2 separate regions of the Homo sapiens genome follow, and region 2 is linked to region 1. Evidence: read pairs that join two places in POLR2A ChIA-PET (ENCODE). Cell type or tissue: A673. All regions are shown on one strand. Each heading gives the region's core, and the rest is flanking DNA. Links, peaks and the distances in the headings are about the cores only.

Region 1 (10,966 bases), core at 1,334-9,333:
ATTGATTTTGGGGTTACAGATAAATTTTAGTGACTAGGGTAATTCACAAATATGGAATCCATGGATAGTGAGGATCTGCCACCTTTGGCATCATGTCAGCCCCCACGGTGTATCCAGCCTAGCTCAGGGCACCTCACAATGCTGATGGTACTTAATGGATGAAGACTGGAGCTGCGGGATGAGGCTGTGGGCAGATTCTTGTGTTTGCTTGTCTTAGGTGCTACAGAAAGACAAGCTGTCCTCCCTCAGCCCTGCTGTAGCTTCTTCTAGAAGGGCTGCTGCCAGCAGAATGGTGCCCATCTCTCTCTGCTCAAGTCTACAGGTAGGAGGGACCCTGTACTTTCATGCAGTGGGTTCTGGCGGCAGCCCTGCAATAGACTTGGCCTTTCTTAGGAGCTGAGACCAATCCTTCTCCCAAAGGAATAATCCTCTTACGGAGGTGTTTCAGGCCAAGATGGGGGGTTCCTGGGGCCCCCATGCCTCAAATTGTGGCCTTCTTATGCCTGGGCTCTCTCAGAGGAAGCTTTCCCAAGTCTTTTGCCTGTTGTGTGCCCTCTTAAGAGTTCGTACGTACGTCATACGGATTATTACTGTTTCTCCTCTGCAGAGCTGTTTATTTCCCCTTTTGAGAGGTGGCTCCTGGGGAGGGCCTGAATTTTCTCTTTTGGCAGCTGGGGGGCTTCCCTTCCAAGTCTGACTCACAGGCTGTGCTGTGGAGCAGGGCTGTGCACTTTGCTTCTGTTGTCCTCCTGGGATTAGAATCAGGCCCTTGGGCTTCCCAGCCCCCTAGGGAGGGCTCACTGGGCACCAGTGTCCTGCATGAGGTGGTGAGCCAGTGGGAGAGCTTGTTATGGGTGCTGCTGGCTCCACCCTCTGCTGTCTCTCTAGACAGCCCCTTGGAGGGAGGGATCGAGGGAGGGGGGAGGGGGATAGGGATGGGTGTGTCAGGGTAGAAATAGGTGGCTATTCCCAGCTTTCATCAGTGGCGTGAGGTTGTCTGAGAGGCAGGGCTTCCCCACAGGTGTGGATGCGTGCTTAACACTGGCTTGGCGACGGTGCTCTGGAGAACAGGAGGACATTCTTCCTCTCACACTGAAGGGCCCATTTAAGTGCTTTCCTTGGTACTTTATAACAGTTGACTTTTCACTTGCTTTTTTTTTTTTTTCATAAGAGGGAGAAAAACTCAACATTTTTTGCAATTAGAATTTTTCCCATGTGGGTAATCACACTGGAAAAAAGCATTTAAATCCTTTGAAAACCACACATAAGTGAGGCTCACGGAGCAGGGGGAACATTCAATCAGCAGGGGTGGCCAGACGTGGAGGCACTTCAGCGGGTTATCGTGTAAGGAAACAATTATTTTACATTTATTTTGGGTTTGCTTGTTGCAGCATATTTCAATTAGTTCATCAGTGTTGTGCATCTGACAGGCCAAACGTTTATTGTGGTTGAACCATCTGGGAGGTGGGAGGCCTGCAGCCTTCCCCATGGCAGTCAGGAACTACTAGTTTAAAGGAAATTTGTTTGATGTGTTTAAGAACCCAACACTAAAACACCATTAATAACAAAATCCTCAAGAATTCTGAAAGCACTCTCACCTATTTCGCCATCAGTTGGGCATGCATCACTCGAGACTTCATTCTTCCCCTAAGCGGGACATTTTCCAATACGCTGAAGCAAAGTTTTGAAGTGGCTTACTTAATTGGTCCAGAGCACGATTTGTATTAACCCAGCAAGGAAAATAGCTCACTAATTTATATTTGAGTGTGAAATAGCTTATGCATTTGCTGCTGGGAGTAGCAAGGGATGCATTTAGCGGATTCTTGCCATTAGTATGCAGCTGAGCTCCTGTCCTGTACTGTGATAGAGAGTATTAGTTTGACTTCAGTTCCCAGCCTTGGGTGACTCACCAGAGCATTGTGAGTTCACGGTAGTGACTGCTGACCGGTGCAATTTGTCGTGCACTCTTTGAATACCAAGATTTTATAGTACCTGATTTCACCCATTTTTCATTTTACTTCAATTATTCCTCCCCACCACACCCCCACTAAAAGTTCTCTTTCCTGAGGAATGTTCTGTCTGACTTTCCAGCAGGGGGGATAAAGGAATTTAGAATCAAACAAATAGGAGAGCCAGAAGGAGCACTGGAAAAAACCGAGTCCAAGGGTTTGACCTTTCCACAAAGGGGAATGACTTTCCATTTCCCTGAAACCCTGAGATCACAGGGCTGGGTGTGGGGTGTTGGCAGTGGAGCGGGATTAAGACTCAAGGACACAGCTAGTGAGCTGGAGGCCGGCTCATAAAATCTGGGACGTGCAGCTCACTCAGGTTTGTCTTGGTGGCCTGGGAGCTGCAGGACTGGTGCTTGCAGGGTTCAGGCCAGTGGCTCCTATACCATACCCAGCCTCGTCGACTCTGTGTTATGGGCTTTTCTGGTGCTTAAGATTCCTGCTCCAGGAGACGGCTGCTCTTCCCTCTCCAGGAGACGGCTGCTCTTCTTTCTCCAGGGAAGCCTCCAAACCAGAGGCATCCCTGGCGTATCCCAGCTGCTTCTCAGGCTGGGGGGATCTTAGCTATTTGTGTTTGAGTTGCTGGTGCCAGGCCCAGTGGCATGGTAGTGATCCAGCGTCTGTGGATTGTTCTTGCAGAGGCAGTGGCTGGAGGTGCAGAGGGGAGGGGCCTTTCCCGCTTACCCACCTTTTGTCTAAGACACCGCAGTGCATGGCATACTTCTGCCCATTGTGCTTCACAGGACTCTCACAAATGTTGCTGTGCCCATTTTACAGGTGAGGAAACTGAGGCTCAGAGAAGTCATGGTATGGCCCTCAGTGCTTTCATTTTTTGTGTCTCACAGATGGGGACCCTAAGACTCAGAGATGTCATGACTTAGGCCTCACCACACAGGGAGTTAACTGCTGGCTGGACTCTAGACCTGATCCCTCATGTTCATGCTTGTGTTTGGTCATGTTCTGTTACACAGCCTGTGCTGTTGTTTTAAAAAATCCATCAGTATTTCCTGATCTAGTTGAGTCTAAGCAGTACAAAGTACCTTTCAATTTGGGTTTGTATGGGGTTTTTTTTTTTCCCTTTTCTTTTTTCCAAGAGGAAAACAGAATTCCTCTTCTGTTTGTTCTGTAGCTTTTCCTTTTCAAAGAGGCCAAAGGGATGCATGGACTTAGAGCAGATTCACCAAGACAGGATTACATGCTCTGGGATCACATCTGTCTATGTGACTTTGAGGCCAAATTTGGACCTACTTGTGAAGTTGTCCAGCCATGCACCTGTAGGCTGGAGGTTAGAGAGCAGGAGTGGGGTCTAGCTAGGCCTCTGGGGTGTGGTCCTGGGGGGTTTAGGAGTCTTACTTGAGAGTCAGTGCCTTTTTCTCCCTTTAAGGGAGAACAACGTTCAGACTGGCTGGGTGACAGCTGGTCAAGCAGATCCCTGTTTATGGCCTCCTTTCTGTTAGGGGGTGGGGCAGGGGATTTTTTTAAAAAGAGCACAGTTCCTAGCGGCTTGTCCTGGAGGAGGGGCCTCGCTCACCTCCAGCCAGAGCCAGCTTAGTCTCCATCTTTCCCTGAGCCTGCTCATTTTTGCTCTTTTCCTTGTTCTCTGACTCATTAAAGAAGGAGCAGGGGCCCAGAGCTGACCTCATGAATAGGGCAACAGGAAGCCAGGTTGGGGAGGAGGAGGCTGGAACTGGTGGCTGTGTCCTCTGGGGGTGCCCACTTTCCTTGCTGTCTCTGGGCTGTTCTGGGCTGAAGGAGCAGAAGGGCCTGTGGCCACTGGGCTAAGAGGATTAAGAGGTGATGCAGGTGGTCCCAGTGTGGGAACCTCTGACTCAGGTCCCCTTAGCAGGAGTTATAGGGCCTGCGTTCCCCGGGGGCCTAAGGGGGCATGTTCAGAGCAGCTGAACCTGGTTCTTGATCTAGATAGAGACACATCCCTTGAACTTCTCAGACCATCTAGAGTCAGACCTGCGTTGCTGTCCTCTTGATTTAGCTCCCAGGACCTGGGTGTCCCAGCCAGCCTGTGGGGTGCCAGGGGACACTGAGTTATCCCTTTTTAGGTTTCCTCAGGTTGCCTAACTTGGTTCTAAATTTGAAAGAGGGATTTAATTAAATCTCTGGATGAAAGAAAACTTGGGGGAGGTGGTCTGTGGGGAAGGGGTGATAATAAGTCATACCTGGAAAAGTAGAAGTGGACTACTTGGCCTCTGGGATGGACAGGGATTCCCCAGAAAGCAAACAATGAGGTCTCAGGGCTGGGCCTCCCTTCTCTCCAGGTGGTGGATTGCCAGTTTATTCCTACTCTCACTATAGTCTTGCCTAGGTGCTTAGAATAACCCAGAAAGATTCTAAGCTTCTGGCCATGTTAAGGCCTCAGATGCAGAGAGAAAATGCAGTAGATTCCAGCAGATGTGGTGTGTGGGAGAGGACAGGAAGGGTCTCTGGAAGCCCAGTGGAAAAAGAGAGGCACCAGGTGAGGCTTTGGACAGAGCAGGAAAGAAGGCAGAGATGTGCAGTTGTCTGTTGTTTTTTTTTTTTTTTGAGAGGTAATCTCTCATTGTCGCCCAGGCTGGAGTGCAGTGGCACGATCTCGCCTCATTGCAAGCTCCGCCTCCCGGGTTCATGCCATTCTTCTGCCTCAGCCTCCTGAGTAGCTGGGACTACAGGCGCCCGCCACCACACCCAGCTAATTTTTTTGTGTTTTTAGTAGAGACAGGGTTTCACTGTGTTAGCCAGGATGGTCTCCATCTCCTGACCTTGTGATCCGCCTGCCTCGGCCTCCCAAAGTGCTGGGATTACAGGTGTGAGCCACCGTGCCTGGCCAACGATTGTCTGTTTTTAAAAACTGAGGTGAATTTACACATGATATGAAATTAACCATTTTAATTATTTATTTATTTATTTTTGAGACAGGATCTCACTCTCTCCCAGGTTGGGGTGCAGTAGCACAATCGTAGCTCACTGCAACCTCAACCTCCTGGGCTCAAGGGATCCTCCTGCCTCAGCCTCCCAAGTAGCTGGGACTACAGGCGTGCATCACAGTGCCTGGCTAATTGCCTAATTTTTTGTAGAGACAGGGTCTTGCTATGTTGCCCAGGCTGGTCTTGAACTCCTGGCTTCAAGTGATCCTCCTGCCTGGGCCTCTCAAAGTGCTGGGATTACAGGTGTGAATCACTGTGCCCAGCCTGTAAAATTAAAATTTAATTTTATAAAATTGAAAGGATTTTTAAAGTATATAATTCAGTGTTATATAGTATATTCACAGCAGTGTGCACTCACTGGCTCTATCGAATTCCAGAACACTTTCATCACTCCAGAAGGAGACCCTACACCCATTGGCAGTCACTCCCCATTCTTCCCTCTCCCAGCCCCCTGGCAACAACTCATCTACTTTCTGTTTCTATTGATTTACCTGTTCTGAACATTTCATATTTATATTAAATGGAATCATATAATGTATGGCCTTTTGTGTCTGGTTTCTTTCACATAACATAGTGTTTTCAAGGTTCAACCATGTTGTATCATGGATCAGTACTTCATTCCTTTTTTTGTGGTAAAATATACATAATATAACATTTACCATTTTAAACATTTTTATTTTTGAAACAGGGTCTCTCTCTGTTGCTTGTGCAGTGACACCAACACAGCTTACTGCAGCCTCGAACTCCTGGGCTCAAGTGATCCTCTTGCCTCAGCCTCCCGAGTAGCTGGGACTACAGGCACGCACCACCATGTCTGGATAATTTTTGTATTTTTTTGCAGAGATGGGGTTTTGCCATGTTGCCCAGGCTGGTCTTGAACTCCTGAGCTCAAGCGATCCACCCACCTCAGCCTCCCAAAGTGTTGGGATTACAGGCGTGAACCATTGCACCGGCCGTCTTTTCTTTTTAAGACTGACTAATGGTTCATTGTAGGCATACACCACATTTTCTTTCTTCATTCATCCATTGATAGACGTTTAGATGTTTCTGGGCTAGTGAAATTTTGACTTTGGTTTGCCTCTGGATGAGGAACAACAAAAGACAACTGAACTAGGAGGGTTTAGGGACCCAGAGACATCAGTTGTCCCATTTCCAAGGTAAGTGACCACTGACAGTTGCATCTTTCTTTTGTTTTGCTTTCTTCTTCTTCTTCTTTTTTTTTTTTTTTGAGACAGAATCTCGCTCTGTCACCCAGGCTGGAGTACAGTGGTGTGATCTTGGCTCACTGCAGCCTCCATCTCCCGGGTTCAAGTGATTCTCCTGCCTCAGCCTCCTGAGTAGCTGGCACTACAGACACGCACCACCACGTCCCGCTAATTTTTGTATTTTTAGTAGAGATGGGGTTTCACTTTGTTGGCCAGGCTGGTCTTAAACTCCTGGCCTCAAGTGATCCGCCTGTCTCGGCCTCCCAAAGTGCTGGGATGATAGGTGTGAGCTACTGCACCCAGCCACGAGAGCACCTTTCTGTGCCTTGGTTCCAATACCCACCTGGTAACAGTAGCAGTGGTCCCTCAAGGCTGCTGTGTGGATTCAGAGAGACTGGCTGGGAGGGTGGCTTTATGAGCTGTCAAGTACACTCATGAGCTGCTGTTGTCCTGGTCAGGCACAGAGCAGGTATTCATCAGTCATGAGTATGAGGGTTGGTAGGGCACAGCCTTCTTCTGCCCACCTCGGCCTTCCATGATCTGGAAGGAGCCAGAGGGGCTCACCTGTGATTCTATCTGCCAGAGGGCCCCCTTTCCTGAAGAGGTTCTGGGGCCAGCTCCAGGAAAAGGTGGCAGGTATGTGTCCTGGCTCTTGGTGGCCTTCAGAATGTGTGCTGACTCCTAACAGATAGTGGTAGGGAAGGCACGAGACACATAGCCTCCTGTAGTTCTGTCCCCTTGGTCCGCCTCTTTGGTGCTCCAGGAAATGAATCCAGGAGGATGACATGGGCAGCCGCCTGGGTGGCTGGCTCAGAGCGGAAAGTCAGTCTGGCATTCACGAAGTCACACTTGCCCTCATTAGGCTAATTAACTTTCGATGTGGAAGTGCTCCATGAGCAAGTGACTTAGGAAATCCATTATCAGGCCAGGGTCAATTTTGTGTGCTGTGGTGCCTATGACGCTGTTCTGTACATTTCCATATTCACCAATTAAGGGGGCTTAATTATTATTATTATTTTTTTTGAGACGGAGTCTCGCTCTATCTGGCCAGAGTGCAGTGGCACAATCTCGGCTCACTGCAATCCCTGCCTCCTGAGTTCAAGCGATTCTTCTGCCTCAGCCTCCTGAATAGCTGGGACTACAGGCGCCTGCCACCATGCCTGGCTAATTTTTTGTATTTTTAGTAGAGACGGGGTTTCACTGCATTAGCCAGGATGGTGTCAATCTCCTGACCTCGTGATCCACCCACCTCAGCCTCCCAAAATGCTGGGATTACAGGTGTGAGCCACCATGCCTGGCCAAGTGCTTAATTATTAACTTAGGGCTGGGTGACTAAGGAGGAGTTGCATTCAACATGCTTTGAGAATTTTAAGGCCATTTGTGAATTAGCTGTAATATGGTAAATAATCATACTCTTAATCTTGTGAGCTGTGTTCTAGATTACATGGAAGATAAGCTGAGGCCGAGGGGTTGATTTATTGAAGGCCACAGGGATTGAGACTGAGGGGGAGTCAGAAAGAACAAGAAGGAGGCCCTTTTCTTTAACACCAAGTTAAATTTCTATTTTTTGTTATTTTTTCTGGTTTTGATAAATGAGTTTAATTTTTTTTTTTTGAGACAGAGTCTCGCTCTGTTGCCCAGGCTGGAGTGCAGTGGTGCGATCTCGGCTCACTGCAAGCTCTGCCTCCTGGGTTCACGCCGTTCTCCTGCCTTAACCTCCCAAGTAGCTGGGACTACAGGTAACTGCCACCACACCTGGCTAATTTTTTGTATTTTTAGTAGAGACAGGGTTTCACCAAGTTAGCCAGGATCTTCTTGATCTCCTGACCTCGTGATCCACCTGCCTCAGCCTCCCAAAAGTGCTGGGATTACAGGGGTGAGCCACTGCGCCTGGCCAAAAAAATTTTAAGTAATGTATGTTCATGGGAAATTAACAAAGATAAATTAAAAAACCAAATAATTAAAAAATGTCCATCAACTGATGAATGGGTAAAGAAAATGTGGTATATACATTCAACAAAATATTATTCAGCCATGAAAAAGAAGGAAATCCCAAAATGGGTAGGGTGGCACGGGCTTGCAGTTGCAGCTACTTGGGAGGATCACTTGAGCTCAGGAGTTTGGGGCTATGGTGTGCTATGATCTCGCCTGTTAATAGCTACTGCACTCCAGCCTGGGCAGCGTAGCGAGACGCCGTCTCTAAAAAACCAAACAAAAAGGGAAATCCTGCCACGTGGAATAACATGGATGAACGTTTAGGACATTATGTTACATGAAATAGAACAGTCACAGAAACGCAAATACTGCATGATCTCACTTATACAAGGTACCTAGAGTAGTCAAATTCATAGACTCAGAGAGTGGAATGGTGGTTGCCAGGTCTGAGGGGAGGAAGCAATGGGGAGTTAGTAATCTACAGGCATAATGTTTTAGTCAAGTGAGATGAATAAGCTCTAGAGATCTGCTATACAACATTGTACTTATAGTCAACAATAACATATTTTACACTTAAGTTTTGTTAAGGGGGGGGGTCATATGTTACTATGGTTATCACAGTAAAATTTTTAAAACGTCAAATGGTTTAAAAATATTTAAAATGAAAGTACATTATTCCTAGCTATAAACATGTTTTATTTTTGCTTTTTTAAAAAAATGGAACCTGAACCTACCTATAGGCTGCAGGTTTGTTCCTGCCACCGGGAAGGATCCCACCTTCACCCTGGACGTCTTTGCTTGACTTCTGCCTTTGTGGTCTCCTAGACTGGGTGTGGCCACATTTAATTCAGCATGTGTAAAGTGCTGGCTGGTGTGGGGCGTTTCCAGCTGACACAGAGTGGGCACTGCGAAAGGCTGCTTTCCATGAGAATGTCTGTCCACATGGTTAGGTTCCCAGGCTAGCCCACCAACAAAACATGATCTATCGTGCAGCTGAATTTCTGAGCTTTCTCCTGCTAGGCCCACCAGCTACAGCACCTGTGCTTGTTGGGGAACTTACTGAATATCAGAGCCTCACTTCATCCCACAACAACCCTCTGTAGTCAGCTCTGTTGTACAGATGAGAAAACTGAGTCCCGCAGAGGCCTTATTTCCTCAAGGTCCCATGGCTAACAGATTCAAATTTAGGCCACCTGGCCCTGAGCTTTATGTTAAAGTGCTGCTTTTGACAGTTCACCACACAACGGGCCTATTTTGGAGTTAAATAGGCTTTTGGAGTTAAGTAGGCTCAAAAGCCTACTTAACCTTGGAATCTAAGCATTTTGTAAAACCTTTTTTTTTTCCCTTGTAAGTGGGAAAACCTGTCCTGGGCGCACCCAAGAAGGAACACTTCATGTTTTCAAGGCTTGAGAGGAGCCTCCCTGCAGCCTGGTTTGAAGGAGGCATTTGTGTGTGCAAGAACGGTTGTGCCTGGAGGGCTTCCTGGCACTGACTCATGCGAAGCCCATTTGTCCAGGACCCTGTGGGTGACACCGCCGCAGACTCTTGCAGGAGGTGTGGAGTGGTGGTTTCCATCACATCACCAATGTCCTGGGTGTGCTCTTACCTGGTCATATGGCTCAGGGGTGGTCACCGGGCTTGGCAGACCCCAGCACTTTGGGAGGCCAAGGTGGGCAGATCGCAAGGTCAGAAGATCGCGACCATCTTGGCTAACATGGTAAAACCCTGTCTCTACTAAAAATACAAAAAATTAGGTGGGCGTGGTGGCACGCGTCTGTAGTCCCAGCTACTTGGGAGACTGAGGCAGGAGAATAGCTTGAACCAGAGGCGGAGGTTGCAGTGAGCCAAGATCACGCCTCTGCACTCCAGCCTGGGCAACAGAGCGAGACTCGATCTAAAAAAAAAATGGATAAAGTAGCTCCTGGTTGGAGATATTCCTTATATTGTTGAAATCTTTGCCTATCCCTCAGTCTCTATGTTTTTCAGAGTAATGAGGCTGGGGCCGGATGCGGTGGCTCACGCCTGTAATCTCAGCACTTGGGAGGCCAAGGTGGGCGTATCACCTGAGGTCAGGAGTTCAAGATTAGTCTGGCCAACATGGATCTGGGGACATAGAGATTTGAGCAAACTTTTTCGTGTACAGTGAGGGAGGAGCGTGTGTGTGTCTGTGTGTGTGTGTGTGTGTGTGTTCATTAATAATTGTGATGCTAAGATTGCCTTCGGTAGTTCATCTGGATATTTTTTCCACATTCCTCATGTTTCTACTTTTTCCTGTATTTTGGATTCTCCATTTGAAGGCAGGGAAAGAGGAGGAGGTTGAAGGGAAAAGTATTCTAGTCCTTTCCAAACATTATCATGGAAGATTTATCAAGGGAGATCGAAACAGTCTCTTCTTCCCACCACCTACTATCATCCCACAGAGTTTAAGAAAATACTCAAATTCTCTCTCTTCCATTGGCATCAGATTCACAGCCCTGCCTGTGGTGGGAAGTGACTTTGGTGCATTGGCTTCATTCCCACAGTGGACATAATTGAGGCTCTGAGTGATCAATGTATTTGTTCAGGGTCACACAGCCAGCAGACACCAGAGCTGGAACTAGAATTGGATTTTCCTGACTCTACAGCCAGCATTCTTCTTTCTGCTGCTCTGTACACAATGGCAGGAATGAAGTAGGCAGATGGCAGGGATTTGCCATGGAGCCATATCTGGGGCTCTTATGGGACTTGCCTCTTCCCTGCCTCTAAAATTTCAGGTTTGGCAAGTATTGGTGAGGATGTGGAGAAATTGAAACCCTCGTGTGTTACTGGTGGGAATGTCAAATGGTTGCAGCTGCTGTGGAAGACAATTTGGTGGTTCCTCAAGTGGTTAAACACAAAATTCCCATATGACATAGTAGTT
Region 2 (10,966 bases), core at 1,203-9,202, 88 kb before region 1:
TTTTTGCATTGTATTTGTGGGTGTTTAAGGATTTTTCCCTCTTACTTCCCTGCCCTCCCCCCAGCACCTCCACCCCAAATGGAGAAGCATCTTTGAATTTCTAGTGGTTTTCCATCTGGATCTGCATCCGGATCCGGATTACCTTAGCAGGGGAAATAATAGATGGGGTTGCAGGTTCATCTCCCTGGAGAGCTTGTGTTTTCCTGGTGTAATAGCATGGTGATTGGAATCCAGGTATTTCTGTTGCCAGTTGGAAGGGGCAGTCCTTGACTGTTTCAATGCCCCATTTGTCGTGGGTGATGGGCTGAGCCACTGGGGAAAAGTCCATTTAGTTAGGTCCGGTTACCCTTTGCATTCACTCCTGTCCCTGAAGGAAATGGTCCCTGTTTTTGTGTAATGCTTTATAAAAGCAGGCCCTAGAAAGTGGGAATCTAGCAGAAGCGGAATACTAGATAATATTCCTGTTGCACTCTCTAAGCTTTTCAGTTTGTAAGCAGCTGAAGTTTTCTTTCTTTCTCCTTTTTCCTCTTGCTCCCTTGCTCTTTTATAAGTGCATGAATTCCCCAGGAAGGAGGCATCTTGTTTGACCTGTTACAGCCAATTTGCCATGGTATATATCCAGCTTCACTGAAATTTTAGTTGGCCTGGCAAATAATTTTTTTATTTTTATTTTTATTTTTTAAGAGATGGGGTCTTGGTCTGTTGCCCAAGCTGGAGTGCAGTGGCAGGATCATAGCTCACTGCAGTCTTGAACTCCTGGGCTGAAGTGATCCTCCCACCTCAGCCTCCAGAGTAGCTGGGACATGCTCCCAGTAGCTGCAGGCAGGCTCCAGTGTGCCCAGTGGTTTATTTTCTAAGAATAGCTGCACAGAGACAAAAGACCATATATATAGTTCAAAATGTACTTCCAGACAATGGGGAAGCTATGGTTGTTAACAGTTTAATTGGCTCTTTTTAATACAAATTAAATATTAAGTAGTTCAGTTCTTCTTGTCTCTGTATAAGTCAACAAACATATATACTTGGTAGAATTTATTAAACAAATGAACAAGGCATGCAAGTATTCCAATTGTTACATAATAGAATTATATCTAGAACTTTCATTGTAAAGCCTGGCAAAATGGTTTGCGCTATAATCCCAGCTGCTCGGGAGGCTGAGCACTTGAGGCCAGGAGTTGTAGACCAGCCTGGGCAACATAGCAAGATGCTGTCTCTAAAAAAAAGAACCTTGATTATTAAACATATAAAAATCTGAAATATTACCTGAAAAAGGTGATGCTACTTTTGCAAATAATCCTTAATGTAGATTTTTAATTGAGATACATAATTCACATACCATAAAATTCAGTCTTTTACAAGTGTACAATTCAGTGGTTTTTAGTTCACAAGGTTGTGCAGCCATCACCACTATCTAATTCCAGAATTTTTTATCACCCCAAAAAGAAACTCCATACCAGCTGCACTCACTCACATTCTCTCCTTCCCCAGCTCCTGGCAGCCATTTGTCTATGAATTTGCCCATTCAAGATATTTCATATCAATGAAATCATATAGTCTGTGGTCTTTTGTGACTGGCTTTTTTTACTTAGCATAGTATCTTCAGTGTTCATGTATGTTGTAGCATGTGTCTTTTTATGGCTGAATCCTATCCTGTTCTATGAATATGCTTCATTCGTTTATCCATTTATCCATTGATGGACATTTGGGTGGTTTCTACATTTTGATTATTATGAATACTGTTGCTATCCTTAATGGAGATCTGTATGAAAGCAGTTAAGGTTTCCAAAGTTATGTAAAAACAGTTGCTAGCTTTGGTGGCTTTTTATAGTAGTATTTTTTTCCCCCATTCATTTTCAGACTCTCTTGGAAGTTTAGGATATTTCACAGTTCTGAATGTTAGCCACTGAAAATGCCAGTAGATGATGAAGCCTCTGAAGATGACACGGATTCATTTTTCTCAAACAGCCCAAGAACCTTTATTTTCCAATAAGAGAATATAACAATTTCTGTACACTATGGAAGAGTTTGACTTGGTGAAAACCTTACACAAAACTTCATCTTCTGTAGGATCTGATGAAAATTCTCTTCATTCTCTTGGACTGAACTTAAATACTGATAGGTAAGAATGGGATTTAAAAAAAATGTACCAAATCAGAATAACCTTATTTGCATACGTTTATCAACTTATCCAAATAGTGTCATAGTTACTGATTTGAATTATTATTATTTTTTAACCTATCATCAAGAATGTTCAGGGAGGCTGGGCGCGGTGGCTCATGCCTGTAATCCCAGCACCTTGGTAGGCTGAGGCGGGTGGATCACCTGAGGCCAGGAGTTGGAGACCAGCCTGGCTAACATGGTGAAGCCTCGTCTCTACTAAAAATACAAAAATTAGCCAGGTGTGGTGGCACGCGCCTGTAGTCCCAGCTACTCAGGAGGCTGAGGCAGGAGAATTGCTGGAACCTGGGAGGCAGAGGTTGCAATGAGCCAAGATTGCGCCACTGCACTCCAGCCTGGGCGACAGAGCGACACTCTGTCTCAAAAAAAAAAAAAAAAAATGTTCGGGGACAGATGTTTAAGTCAGGAATAGGTTTGGTCTTTTCATGTTTCTCATTTCTCTCAGAGATATGTACTTTTGCATGGAAAGCATTCTGAAAAAGAACTTGTTTTGCTTGTTTTACTTTCCTTTATACTTTTTTGTTTGTTTTTGGTAAATTACAAGCATATCTTTAACATTTAGTTGCCTAAATATTATTTCTACATTTTTAAATGATTGGGACAATTGATGTTTTATGTTGCAGAAATACTTCACCAATGTGGGAAGTAGCAGTTAAAGTTGAGTATTAGGAAGTTAAGACAATAACAGACTCTAAGTAGACAAAATAGTGGACTAAATAGATGTTATCAAAGTGTGTTTTATGCATTTTATTAATTTTTTAAAATGCATTTTATTTTTAAGCTATCCTGTGATTGGTTTTTTATTTTTTAATGGTCTTAACACAGATCATGGTTTGTTTTTCATCAGAGCCTGTTTACTTTCAATTTGCACATAGTCTGACAAGCTTGGTTATTGGGTTTCTAAATTTATAGTAGTGTAGAAACAGCAAAGAGGCAAGGACTGTAAGAGAGGAGAGCATCTATAAAGAGCGGGTACAAGGAAGGAAAACAGCGGTTTTGGGGCCTTACTGGTAAAGGGGCAAGGAGCTTTAAACACGGTAGGTCTTGAAGAAATTGTGTATTATAAATAAATACATTACTTTAAAAGTTGTTAATTCTCTGCCCTTTTCAGGAGGAATTTAAGGCAGCTTACATGGGTATATAAAACAATGGGGGTGGGGAGTTGTAAAAAACAAAGGAATATGTGAAATAAAACGAGAAAAGGAAATTTTAAAAGGCACAGGAAATGGTCCTACAGTAATCTGTATGCACTTGCAGAAAGTTGGCCACGCATTTTGGTTCTTGTATTACTTGGTGGTCCCTTTAAAGTACACTTCTAGAAGATATTCCTGTTAGAACAGTGTTTGATTTGGCTGGAGGAAGCTAACTGTGCCTTGCTAGTGAAAATTAGGCAATTAAACTTGTCTTCCTTTTCATTGTGACTGGCAGTTAAATTGGCCACATTTAAACTTGATTATTACAGCTATGTAAAATCCTTTACTGATAACATATATTCTTTCCTTTGAATTTTTTTTTTTGACGGAGTCTTGCTCTGTCACTAGGCTGGGGTGCAGTGGTGCCATCTCAGCTCATTGCGATCTCCGTGTCCTGGGTTCAAGGGATTCCCCTGCCTCAGCCTCCTGATTGGCTGGGACTACAGGCACGCACTACCACACCCGGCTAATTTTTTGTATTTTAGTAGAGATGGTGTTTCACCATGTTGGCCAGGACAGTCTTGATCTCCTGACCTGGTGATCCGCCCGCCTTGGCCTCCCAAAGTGCTGGGATTACAGGCGTGAGCCACTGCGCCTGGCCTCCTTTGAATTTTTAGTAATATTTTCACTGGTCCTAACTATTATTTTATTGTTATTTTTATTTATTTTTTTAAACAAATTATTTGTGAAAGAAAGCAGGATATCAAGCAGTAAATAAATTAAAATGATCTTTTGGTGACTAGATTTTAAGTACATTTTAATGTCCTGAAATATATTGTGTGTTTATAAAACAAATCCGAAATAACTTACCTGAAGTTTGGAAAAGCAGTACTCCTGGAAAAACTCAGTGCTGTTTTACACACTGAGTAGGCTAAATAAGTCCTGAATATTTGCTGCTGATTTGCTTGGCACAACTTTTATGCAGAGATAGTGCAGAGATAAGCATCAGCTTATCGTACCAAATTAAGGGTGTCCAGTGAACAAGATTTGACTGTCATTTGGGGCAGTGGGGAAAGAATCCCCACTGCACAATGAAGGGCTGTTCTGAAAGTTGGGGGAAATAATCCTCTGGAATAGCTGAGATCAGAGAAGCTGGAAATTAATCTTATTGTTTAGCACAGACTTTTTCTATTTTCTGCCGATCCTTTGGAGTGTTCTCTCACTTCTGGAGAAGGTCTTCTTGTTGTGTTCTTAAAAAGAGTACAGTGCGGTCTTTTTACTGGCCGTTTCCTTTTGTGGAGCAACTTGTGATCAGATTTTGAACAAATGAGGTGCCATTAGAAGGATTAAATGTCAGTGGTTTTGTACTGCTCTGCTAAATCTTGAACTGCTGAATTATTCAACACTTTGATAGAATGAAGAAAACCATTTGAATTATTTATGTTTCAACAGAAGTAGTCCCCACCTTAGTACAAATGGGGTATCCTCTTTCTCAGGGAAGACCAGACCATCTGTAATTCAAGGTACAGTTGAAGTCCTAACTTCTTTAATGCAAGAGCTACAAAACAGTGGAAAGACTGATTCGGAACTTTGGAAAAACTGTGAGGTATCTAATTTTGTTTTATTTTTGGAATTTTAAAATAATTATGTTAAAACATACCTCTACTAAACTCTAAATTATTAGAAATTTATGTCCTGAAGAGCATGACACTTTTAAGTTAATGCTAAAGTGGTCAAGTATATTAATTTGGGAATGATATTGAATGAATGGGAAAAAGGTGATCAAAAGTATTTTTTAACAATATATTACTGATTAGACATACTAATTTGTATATTAAATATGAACTAAAACATTGTCTTGGTTCAGAGACCTGAGAATCCCAAAATTATTAAAATTGTTACTAATTGTAATGTTGTCAGTAACTTATATGGAATTGTCATCATTTTGAAAAACCTAAATCCACTTTGAAATATTTTCAATGTTCTAATTATAAATTGAAGCTTCTATTTAGTACCTTACCATATTCAGCTGTGATACATTGCATTATATTGTTTTCAGATCAGTGGTTCTTTCTTTGGTTCATAGGTTAAATTGTGATATAAAAATGTAACAGTTAAAAGAATACTTACATGGCCGAGCACAGTGGCTCACGCCTGTAATCCCAGCACTTTAGGCGGCCAAGGTGGGAGGTTTGGTTGAGGCCAGGAGTTTGAGACTAGCCTGGGCAAGATAGCGAGACCCTGTCTCTACAAATATAAATACATAAATAAATTAGCTGGTCATGGTGGCACGGTGTCTGTAGTCCTAGCTACTTGGGAGGCTGATGTGGGAGGATCACTTCAACCCAGGAAGTCAGGGTTGCAGTGAGCTATGATCACAGCACTACACTCCAGCCTGGGTGACAGACTGAGACCCTGTCTCTCTCTATATATAAAAAAAGAGAACCTGTAATCCCAGCACTTGAGGCAGAGGTGGATAGCTTGTGCCCAGAGTTTGTGACCTGCTTGGGCAACATAGCAAGACCCCCTCAGTAAAAAAAAAAAAAAGTATATATAAATTTTATTTCATAGGATAATGCTCAAGATAGACTTTCCTAAGGCTGGATTTGATAGTTTTTTATAGAAATGTTTAAACCATTATTAATTCTTAGAAAGCACTAGATCTTGTTTTAAACGTTAATTGTACTTTTAGAAGCATAATTTGTGTTATTTTTCAGAATGTAGAGTAAGCGAAATGAAAGATTACCTGGTTTAAGAATTCGATAGCAGCAACTGCTAAGTGTAATTATTTATATCCATTATCCATAATTATTGAAATTATAAAAAAGTATTATTATATGCTTAAAAAATTGAGTTTTCAGTTTTTATACTTTATGCTTGTTTGCATATAATAATCAGTATGCACTAACGTGAAAGACCTTTAAAAATGCCCATGCAAATGCAATTAAAAATGGAATGTTTTATTAAGTATATTAAATGCTTCCCTTAATGTATCTACTCATAAGCTTTTTGTTTATTTGTTTGTTTGTTTTTGAGACAGAGTCTTGCTCTGTTGCCCAGGCTGGAGTGCTATGGTGCGATCTCGGCTCACTGCCACCACTGCCTCCCAGGTTCAAGTGATTCTCCTGCCTCAGTCTCCCGAGTAGCTGAGATCACAGGCGAGCGCCACCATGCCCAGCTAATTCTTGTATTTTTAGTAGAGAAGGGGTTTAGCCATGTTGGCCAGGCTGGTCTCGAACTCCTGACCTCAGGTAATCTGCCTGATTTGGCTTCCCAAAGTGCTGGGATTACAGGCATGAGCCACCGTGGCTAGCCCTTATTAGCTTTTGATAACTGAATTAACATGCTTTAGGACAAAGGAGGCATTGCCACAATGTATTTTAACTTCTGGAAAATTTGTGTTTAACTAGAAATTGTTACTTTTGATAATTAGAAATCAACCTTTTTTTTTTGACATTAGCATCTTAAGTCAGAATCAGAATATATTCCCTGCCCCACCTCTCCTCTCCCCTCCCTCCCACCCCCTCCCTCCCTCCCTTCCTTTCTTCCTTCCTTCCTTTTCTTTGTTTCTTTTTCTCCTCTTTCATTCTCTCTCTTTTCTTTCTTTCTTTTTTTTTTTTTTTTTGAAATAGGGTCTCATTCTGTCATCCAGGCTGGAGTACAGTGGCACAATCTCTGTTCACTGTACCTTCAACCTCTTGGGCTCAAGCCATCCTCCCACCTCAGCTTCCCAAGTAGCTGGGACTACAGGTGCACACCACCATGCCCAGCTAATTTTTGCATTTTTTGTTGAGACAAGGTTTTGCTATGTTGCCCAGGTTAGTCTTGAACTCATGAACTCAAATGATCCACCCACCTTGGCCTCCCAAACTGCTAGAATTACAGGCATGAGCCGCTGTGCCCAGCCTCTGAGCTCTGTTTTTATAACAGCTTTCAAAATAACATCAATTTATATTATCCTGAAATGAAATTCATAGGTAATATAACCTACCTTTACCCGCTTTAAAAAATCAATATACTATCCTAAATGTGACATAAAGGAGAAATAAAAAATTTACAGTAAAATAACATGTATTTGGATATATCCATGTCAGGCACATGTTCATTAGAAGACATAATGAAGTAGTCATGTTTACCTGTATGTACTCACTGTGAATTCAGCAGCTGAACACAGATCAATATAGCTATGGTGTGTTGATGATCCAGGTATTGTGTACAGCACCTCCACTGGTGACATGCTTTTCTGAAAGGGTGACCAACTTCTCATGAGATTTTGAAACTTAAGTTTGTTTTGATGTTATGAATACTGTGCGAAATATTTATTGTTTTATAACATAAAATGGACACAGGACAATTCTTCATCATGGGGGACTGCCCTATGATCCGCATGCCTGGACCCTGCCCACTAAATGCCAGTGATGTCCCCCCAGCTTTGTCATGACCGTGACCTCACAGATTTCCAACATGGAGTTCCTTCCCCATTGAGATCACTGCATCATATTTAAATTTAAAACTTAGGCCTGTAATCCCAGCACTTTGGGAGACCGAGGCGGGTGGATCACTTGAGGTCAGGAGTTCGAGAACAGCCTGGCCAACATGGTGAAACCATGTCTCTACTAAAAAATATGAAAATTCGGCTGGGTGCAGTGGCTCACGCCTGTAATCCCAGCACTTTGGGAGGCCGAGGCAGGCGGATCATGAGGTCAGGAGATTGAGACCATCCTGGCTAACATGGTGAAACCCCGTCTCCACTAAAAATACAAAAAAATTAGCCGGGTGTGGTGGCGGGTGCCTGTAGTCCCAGCTACTTGGGGGCTGAGGCAGGAGAATGGCGTGAACCCAGGAGGCAGAGCTTGCAGTGAGCCGAGATCATGCCACTGCACTCCAGTCTGGGCGACAGAGCAAGACTCTGTCTCCAAAAAAAAAAAAAAAAAAAAATGTGTATATATATATATATAAATTAGCAATTAGCCGAACATGGTGACACATGTCTGTAATCTCAGCTACTTGGGAGGCTGAGGCATGAGAATTGCTTGAACACGGGAGGCGGAGGTTGCAGTGAGCCCAGATCATGCCACTGCACTCCAGCCTGGGTGAGAGAACGAGAGACTCCGTCTCAAAAAAAAAAATAAATAAATAAATAAAACTTAATCCTTTTAGCCATCTATGAGATATTATTATTCCCATTTTATAAAGTAGGAAACTGAGGTACAAATTAATTTGTCCAGGACCCCACGAGTTTTTAGTGGAGAGCTTGGAGTTAGAGTGGGGCAGGGGTAGGAGACAGAGTTCACAAAGTGAACATTTAAGAGACTTTCTGATGTGGCAAATACTATGAAGGAAATAAATAGGATGACAAGAAAGAAAGGAACTGTTAGGATGGTTTGAGAAGATGACAATTAGGCTGAAATTGCAGGGTGGGAAGACAGCAGTCATGGTGAGAGCTGTGCAAGAGCTCGCGAGGTGATGGGCACATCAGGTGCTCAGCTGTGAGGTGGGAGACAATTTTGGCATGCTCACGAACAGAGGATGCCCGTGAGGCAGGTGCGTAGTCAGCAAAGGACAGAGGGCTGGGATGAAGTGGAGAGGTGCGTAGGAGACAGACAGTGCAGAGCCGTCTAAGGAGAGCTTAGGAGTGGAAAGATGCTGAAAGGCTTTACGCAGGCAGTTAGTTTTCATAGCCACTTCCTGATGTTGTATATTGCTGCATGTGGTCTGTGGCTGAAAGTTTCCCAGCCTTGAGGCTGAACGTAGCCTTCTGTAGAACTCCCTGCTCTCTTGGTGTGGCGCGCCAGCATACTCTAGCTATGAGAGTGCTGATGGCTCTTGGGATTTGGGATGGATCATGACCTAAAAAGGGCTCTTTTACACTGGAGGAATTGTTCTGTGAAATGTTAAGTCAAAAAATTATTTTTAACTAAAATATTTTATAATTTAATAGACCAGGTGGTTACAGCTATTCAATTTGGTGGAAAAACAATGCCAAGAACAGATAGTTGCCCAGCAGGAGCAGTTCCACAACCAAATTCAAGTAAGTTACCATTTACATTGATTCCTTTTTTTATATACATATACATACGTACATATACACACACACACACACACATATATATATACACACACACATATATAGAAATGGAGTCTCACTCTTGTTGCCCAGGTTGGAGTGCAGTGGCTTGATCTCAGCTCACTACAACCTCTGCCTCCTGGGTTCAAGCCATTCTTCTACCTCAGCCTCCCGAGTAGCTGAGATTACAGGCACCTGCCAACACGCCCAGCTAATTTTGGTATTTTTAGTAGAGACGGGTTTTGCCATGTTCACTAGGCTGGTCTCAAACTCCTGACCTCAGGTGATCCACCCACCTCGGCCTCCTGCCCAGCCCTTTTTTACTTTTATTTTCATTTATTTTTTTTTGAGATGGAGTCTCACTCTGTTGCCCAGGCTGGAGTGCAATGGCACGGTCTTGGCTCACTGCAAACTCCGCCTCCCAGGTTCAAGCAATTCTCCTGCTCCAGCCTCCTGAGTAGCTGGGAATACAGGTGTGTGCCACCATACCTGGCTAATTTTTGTATTTTTAGTACCAACCATGTTGGCCAGGCTGGTCTGGGACTCCTGACCTCTTGATCTGCCCGCCTTGGCCTCCCAAAGTGCTGGGATTACAGGCGTGAGCCACCACACCCAGCATCCTTTTTTATATTTGTAAGAAAAAACAATACGTTATATCAATTTTTTTTTTTTTTTTTGAGACAAGGTCTCACTCTGTCACCCAGGCTGGCGTGCAGTGACATGATTTTAGCTGACTGCAACCTCTGCCTCCTGGGTTCAAGAAATTCTCCTGCCTCAGACTCCTGAGTAGCTGGAATTACAGATGCGCACCACCGTGTCTGGCTAATTTTTAGTAGAGTCAGAGTTTCACCGTGTTGGCCAAGCTGGTCTTGAGCTCCTGACCTTGTGATCTGCCCACCTCGGCCTCCCAAAGTGCTGGGATTACAGGCGTGAGCCACTGTGCCTGGCCACCAGCCTCAATTTTGTTTATAAACTAAAGATAAAGTATCACATTATCTTTAGAATAATATCTCATCATATTTTGAAACATGATATTCTTGTAACAGTCATAAAAATATGATGTTTAATATACTTTCTTACCCAAATCTATAACTTTTTATTTCCAGCATATACAGGAGGAGATAAAAAATTTAGTCAAATTACAGACTAGTAGTGCTTCCTTAGCTTCCTGTGAAGGAAATTCTTCAAACAAACAAGTATCTTCGGAAAGTCAAATGGGTTTTTTTTCTCTAAGCAGTGAGAGAAATGAATCTGTTATCCATTATCCTGAATCCACAGAACCTGAAATACAGCAAGAAATGTCCACGTCACAACCAGACTGCAATGTGGATAGTTGCTCAGTAAGCAGTGGATATGGCACCTTTTGTATCTCAGAATTAAATCTGTACAAATCTAAAGACCCTAAGGAGTTCATGGAGCACATAGATGTTCCCAAAGGACAGTATGTAGCACCTGCGGTGCCGGCTGAGTCACTTGTAGATGGTGTGAAAAATGAGAATTTTTATATACAGACTCCTGAAGAGTGTCATGTGTCTTTAAAGGAAGATGTATCCATTTCTCCTGGTGAATTTGAACATAATTTTCTTGG

Evidence for each region. Peaks named below come from ENCODE experiments on the same cell type or tissue, not always from the same donor. Only the 100,000 strongest peaks of a DNase experiment are listed, where the experiment ranks them.
Region 2: POLR2A ChIA-PET joins it to region 1 with 22 read pairs; 21 of 35 experiments call an interaction of 5 or more read pairs at or near these places.

Annotation. Positions count from the first base shown.
Region 1 is chr12:123,133,082-123,144,047 of GRCh38, reverse strand. All of the region lies in intron 1 of PITPNM2 (phosphatidylinositol transfer protein membrane associated 2), which reads left to right. Among named protein-coding and RNA genes, the nearest start is that of PITPNM2, 13 kb to the left of the region's middle. In A673, for the core only: no CTCF peak of the experiment used is centred there; no DNase peak of the experiment used is centred there.
Region 2 is chr12:123,221,414-123,232,379 of GRCh38, reverse strand. It overlaps MPHOSPH9 (M-phase phosphoprotein 9), which reads left to right. Exons shown (of 24, transcript NM_022782.4): 2 at 1,858-2,119; 3 at 4,764-4,917; 4 at 9,253-9,342; 5 at 10,485-10,966. The coding sequence starts at 2,016. Among named protein-coding and RNA genes, the nearest start is that of MPHOSPH9, 6.2 kb to the left of the region's middle. RefSeq lists enhancers at 8,686-8,775, 8,836-8,905. In A673, for the core only: no CTCF peak of the experiment used is centred there; a DNase peak (open chromatin) is centred at 4,629; H3K4me3 peaks cover 1,748 bases; H3K27ac peaks cover 3,013 bases.